2 separate regions of the Homo sapiens genome follow, and region 1 is linked to region 2. A link is a contact called in ENCODE Hi-C or POLR2A ChIA-PET data. All regions are on one chromosome and are shown on one strand. Each heading gives the region's core, a stretch centred on a gene start or an enhancer-like site at or near the end of the contact. The rest is flanking DNA. Distances are from core to core; before and after follow the strand shown.

Evidence for each region. A loop is a pair of places that touch in the nucleus more often than their neighbours do. ChIA-PET counts read pairs that join two places held with the same protein, here RNA polymerase II (POLR2A). Pooled maps may share reads with other maps.
Region 1: a loop to region 2 is called in a pooled map, with 2.3 times the contacts of the local background. The contact joins two enhancer-like sites. A Hi-C loop is called at or near these places in 10 of 168 maps with a recorded cell type or tissue (IMR-90, Right ventricle myocardium inferior, aorta and 5 more) and 8 of 50 pooled maps. POLR2A ChIA-PET finds 5 or more read pairs at or near these places in 1 of 52 experiments (endothelial cell of umbilical vein).

The regions. Positions count from the first base shown.
Region 1 is chr3:124,760,185-124,762,884 of GRCh38, reverse strand. It overlaps ITGB5 (integrin subunit beta 5), which reads left to right. Exons shown (of 15, transcript NM_002213.5): 15 at 1-937. Among named protein-coding and RNA genes, the nearest start is that of MIR544B, 29 kb to the right of the region's middle. RefSeq lists enhancers at 1,309-1,603, 2,140-2,700. Within about 2 kb of position 1,449, at least 4 of the 41 ENCODE cell types and tissues checked have a DNase peak (open chromatin) inside an H3K27ac peak, as active enhancers do.
Region 2 is chr3:124,811,622-124,814,321 of GRCh38, reverse strand. All of the region lies in intron 8 of ITGB5 (integrin subunit beta 5), which reads left to right. Among named protein-coding and RNA genes, the nearest start is that of ITGB5, 74 kb to the left of the region's middle. RefSeq lists an enhancer at 1,260-1,864. Within about 2 kb of position 1,346, at least 20 of the 41 ENCODE cell types and tissues checked have a DNase peak (open chromatin) inside an H3K27ac peak, as active enhancers do.

The DNA.
Region 1 (2,700 bases), core at 200-2,699, 52 kb after region 2:
GGCCGTGTACTTCCTCAGGGATGGGACACAGGCTGGTCTGATACTCCAGACTGCAGCTTGTCAAGTAAGCATGAGGTGCTCGGGGCAGTGAGGGCTGTGCAAGGGGGAACACTGAGCAGATACCTTTGGCCCCTTCCAGCTTTTACTGACAGAGAGTTCCAGGCTAGACACCATAAAAACCACCCCTTGTTCTGAGGGGCTGAGGCTGGAAATAGATTGTACAGACAAGCAAGGGTTGAGTGGTGGTTCCCACACGAAGTCATCTCTTAATCATCATTAGCAATAGCAGTTCCCTTCCAAGGCCTCCCCTCACTCCCGAAACACTTACGTCCCATGCAGGCCCAATGCAAAAAAACACATTTGAGCTTTTTTCCCGCAGGGCCATGAAGTCCCCTTAAGTTCCCATATCTAAGATGGTTGACTGACCCTCTCCCCTTATGTACAGAAGAGGAAACTGATTCTCAGAGAGGGGAAGTGGCTTGCCCGAGTGTTTGTTAGGAGGTTACTGAATGACAAACTGTTCCTAAGACCCCATCTCATGCTGGCCAGAGGGCCAGCCTCCTCATTCCTGCTTGCTCTTAGAAAATCTTTCACTGATCATTTTTTGTCACTGGAATAACTTCAAGGTTATTATGCTTTCATTCCAAATGGATCTGTCCTCAGCTCTGGACCCAATTCCCCTTACTTCATTTTGGCAAACACTAAGTCAAATAGTGAAATGCCTGTCACTACATAGAACCTATTACCTGGGGCAAATACGAACAGATTGAGTTTCCTTCATCTTGTGTAAATATGATGAAACAGAGACCTGGTAACTTGGTGACACTGTTAAACCCTTTTTGGGATAAAGCCAAATGTAAATGAAAACATTAAACAGATAAATTGTGGTGTTGAGACTTTTCTGAATTGAGAAAAATAAATGTAATTTTGGAAGAAACTTTGGGTTTCTCTCATGTTTAATTTTGGGTTTCCTGGAGACAAATCATTAACTGGCTCAGAATCTCATTTTCTCTAAGGGCACGACATTCTTTTTTTTTTTTTTTAAGAGAGGATCTCACTGGGTCACTCAGGCTGGAGTGCAGAGGTGCAATCTCAGTTCTCTGCAGCCTCAATCTCCTGGTCTCCCGTGATCCTCCCAACTCAGCCTCCTAAGTAGCTGGGACTACAGGTGTGCACCATCACACCCAGATAATACTTTATTTTTTGCAGAGACAAGGTCTCACTATGTTGCCCAGGCTGGTTGGTCTACAACTCCCAAGCTCAAGCGATCCTCCCACCTTGGCCTCCCAAAGTGTTAGGATTACATACGTCAGCCACCGCGCCTGGCCTGGGCACAACATTCTTGAGCCACAGATAGCAAAGGAGGATTTGTTCTAGTTCCACTTGACGTGGAAAGTGAGGGTGTTTTCGTCTGACGCCGAGGGATGTTACGGAACCAGTGCTCACGGTGCCTTGCTGCCCCCTGCTGGAAGCTCTTGGCATGAGCTGTTTGGAGATCTGACTCCCGAGATTCCGACCCAATGTATAATTTTAAAGGTTATCCAGCGAGCTGCAAGTGACCACAAAGATAATCTATTCCAAACGCTTCATTTCACAACCCACCCCCAGATGGGTCATTTTGTAATTTTAAGATATTTTTATCAAAATGGGCCTTTGGCCGAGCATGGTGTCTCACGCCTGTAATCTCAACACTTTGGGAGACCAAGGTGGGAGGATTGCCAAAGCCCAGGAGTTCGAGACCAGCCTGGGCAACACAATGAGACCCTGGCTCTACAAAAAAGAAAAAAAAAAAACCAGGGAATTCTCATTCAGCTTGATTGACTAGTACTTTATTAAACTAACCAATCGCTACCTCTTCCAGGGAAGAAATGTGATTTTTAAATTTGTTTAATTAGGATCAAAGCTTGAGGTGATTATCATGAAACTCTTGGGATGAATTTCAGGTAAGAGCAAACAGATGGGGAAAAACGGGCAGGGAGGACAGAAGGTCCTTCTCTGCTGGAGTATGCCCTTTAGCTCCTCCCTCTCCCTGGAGGACATCCAATACCATGGTTCCTACTTGCTTCTGAGGACATCCTTGTATACTCAGCTGTTATGGAATGGATTGTGTCCCTGCAAAAATGCATTTGTTGTAAGCCCTAAAGCCCCAAAGTGATAGCATTTGGAGATGATGGAGCCTTTAAAGAATGAATTGCGATTAAATGAGGTCATAGGGTGGCACCCTAACTCAATGCAGCTGGTGTCTTTATAAGACCAGGTAGAGACCCCAGGGCTGCAGAGAGGAAAAGCTGTGTGAAGACACAGTGAGAAGGTGGCTGCCTGCAAGCCAACAGGAGAGGCCTTAGGGGAAACCATTTTTGCTGACACTTGATCAACTTCCACAGCCTCCAAAACTATGAGAAAGTTAGTTGTTGAAACCACCCAGTCTGTGATATTTTGTTACGGCAGCCTGAGCAGACTAATACAGCTAGTAACAAGCTTTGAGACTGGCAGAGAGGAGGCGGGGAGAAGTAAAAGACGCAAAGGCAGTGACAGTGACAGTGCTGGGATGAGGCTCCGGAAGAGGTGTTGCGCCTGTGGGGTGTGAGGTGCCTGAGGAAGCTGGGGGTTTGTCCAGTGGGCACTGGAAATGCAGACAGGGCATGGCATGTGAACATGCCTGGAGCTGGGTCACTGCCTGCATGGAGGCTGTGAGCACTC
Region 2 (2,700 bases), core at 97-2,596:
ACCCTTGATAATTCCCTTCTTCCACCCCTCCCTTCAGGTGAAATTTAAAATATATATATTAAATATAGAAATGTAAAACTGCAAGATATTTGAAGCAAGTTCAGTTGGTCAAAGCCATGTCAGGGGTATGTTGGTTTCCTGTGTTGATTAGAACCTGTGATACTGTGGTACGATAAGATATATATATAGGTCTCTGCCCCTAGTTCCTAATATAAAGCCCCTAAAACCTTTATAGATAAGGACACTAGGAGAATCTTTTGTTATTATATTTGGTCTTTAACGCTGGTTCCCGACACAGAGTTTCCAAGACCATTGTAGTTTCCTGGGTAATAGGAACATCTTTTGTTCTAATGAGGTGACTCTTGGGGGGTGCTCCTGGACAGCCTCAGGATGGTGGCTGGTTGCCAGGGGAACCAGCCATGTGATTAGAGGGTTGGAACTTTCAGCCCCACTCCATGACCTCTGGGGAGGTAGAGAGGGGCTGAAGGTTGAGTGGATCACCAGTAGCCAGAGATGTGACCAGTCATGCCCATGTAACAATGCCTCCATGAAAACCCAGAAGGCCTGGATTTGGAGGGCCTTGGGAAAGCTGTGGGACAGGTTCCTGGAGAGTGGCACCAGAGAGGACAGGGAAGTTCTGCACCCTCCTCACACACCTTGCCCTGTTTCTCTTCATCTAGCTGTTCATCTGCAGCCTTTATCTCTTATTCATATGTGGGTAAGTGTAAACAAACTGTGTCCCTGAGTTCTGTGAGCCATTCTAGCAAATTGATGAAAGAAGGAGAGGGGTCATGGGAATTTGAATTTATAGCCGATCAGTTGGAAGTATAGATGACAACCTAGTACTTGTGATTGGCATCTGCGGTGGGGGCAGTCTTGTGGGCTGAGCCCTTCACCTGTGGGACCTGACACTATGTCCAGGTAGATAGTGTCAGAATTGTGCTGAATTAGAAGATAACCAACCAGTGTCCAGTAGAGAATTGCATGGTGTGTGGGGGAAAAATCCTCACATCTGGTGTCAGAAGTGTTGTGTTGAGTGGTGTGTGAGAGTAGAGTAGGAAAAACAGTTTGGGTTTTTCCTTCCAAGTACTCATCTTACTTGCTCCTGTCCTGGCCAACGGGAAAGGCTGGGCTGGGCTTCAAGCTCCTTGCACTTGGACTTTTCCCAACTTTGAGCCCCAGCACGGGCCCCTGGTCCATGTGGGGTGTGCCGGGGCAGCAGGAGAGGTTTTCGTCAGCTCTGCTCTCCTTTCACCTGCTCCGCATCCGGCCAGAGTCCAGTCACAGCTCTCTCCAGACCGCTTGTGTTTTTGTCACCTCACCGTCCGAGTGGTTTGTGTTGGATTTCATGAGTCATGCAACACATGACTAAGTGTGGGTGTTGGCTTTTACCTCCCCTAGAGTGCTGGCAGACCATCTGTGGGGACATTCTGAGCAGATTTGGGTTGGAACATATGTAACAGATGCAATGGCTGTGGTATTTGGCCAGGCTGAGGAGGGAGCAAAATGGAAAGGGTATGTTTAATTTCATGTCTTGTAGAATCAAGTCTGGTGTACACATCTCTCCGAGTGTGAAATCAAGTTGGATTTATACATTTTTTCTTGCTGTGCCAAATTCTTCACTGTGAGAAATCACCAAGTCTTCCCAAGGGAGTTTGGCAATGTGGTGCTTTGCTCTGTAATAAGTGCTGGTGAGAGAATCCCCTCCTGAGCTCAGCCGTGGAGCCCTGGGTCCACACGTGCAGAGGGGGCTGGCCTCATGTTGCACCCAGAAAGGCCTCTTTTCAGTGTGGGAGCGAACAGAATGAGTTGGAAAGCACTGGAGCTGCATGTGGAGGGTGACTTCAGAAGCTGTGGTGTATTTTTCTCTAGCAGAGCACATGTTTCTCTTTTTGTTGTTGCCATAAAGTCTGCTCCCACCCACTCCACAGCTGGCCCGACTTAAAGCAATTGCAGATGTGACCTAACCTGACCGAGTATTTAATAGCCTTTACACTTCTGACATTCCCAACATCATCTTGTTTCCTACTGGAGAACTAAGGAGTGCACCTTGAGGGGCGAATCTGGTAGGAGTTAATGGAATTTTAGGAGTCACACATAAAAGTCTTCATGTGTAAGAACTGCACTTTGACTCCATCCATTCACTTATTCAACAGATATATACCAACAGCCTAATGTGTGACAGGGATCATGCTGCACCTTGGAAATAAAATAGTGAGCAAAACACAGTCCTGCCCTCCAGCACTCATAGTTTTGGGGGCAGAGACCCTTACAACCACGATACAACCTGATGATCTCTTTCCAAAGTCACAGAGCCAAATTCCTTTTTATTTTTTTATTTTTGTTTTTTACCTTATCTGTGGACAGAGAGCCAATTTCCAAAGAAAGAAGTGCATATCAGGTGTGGGGATTAGAAAGAGCCCTGGGGTGGGTCAAGAAAGCCTGCACCCGGTCCTGTGCAGCAGAGTGGTCCCAGGCCACCTTTTCCTTGCCCTGACCTCCAGCTTCCATACATGAGAGGTTTGGGCTGCATCATCTCCACGGTTCCTGCTGCCTGAAATGTCTTAAGAGTTTCTGATTCCAGAGACTCTGTGGGTAGCAGGAATAATACAAACTTTATATCAGAACATGGGGCTTATGGCCTGAGTAGAACATAAGAGTCCATTTCCATCTAATTCTTAGTTGCTGACTCACAGAGTA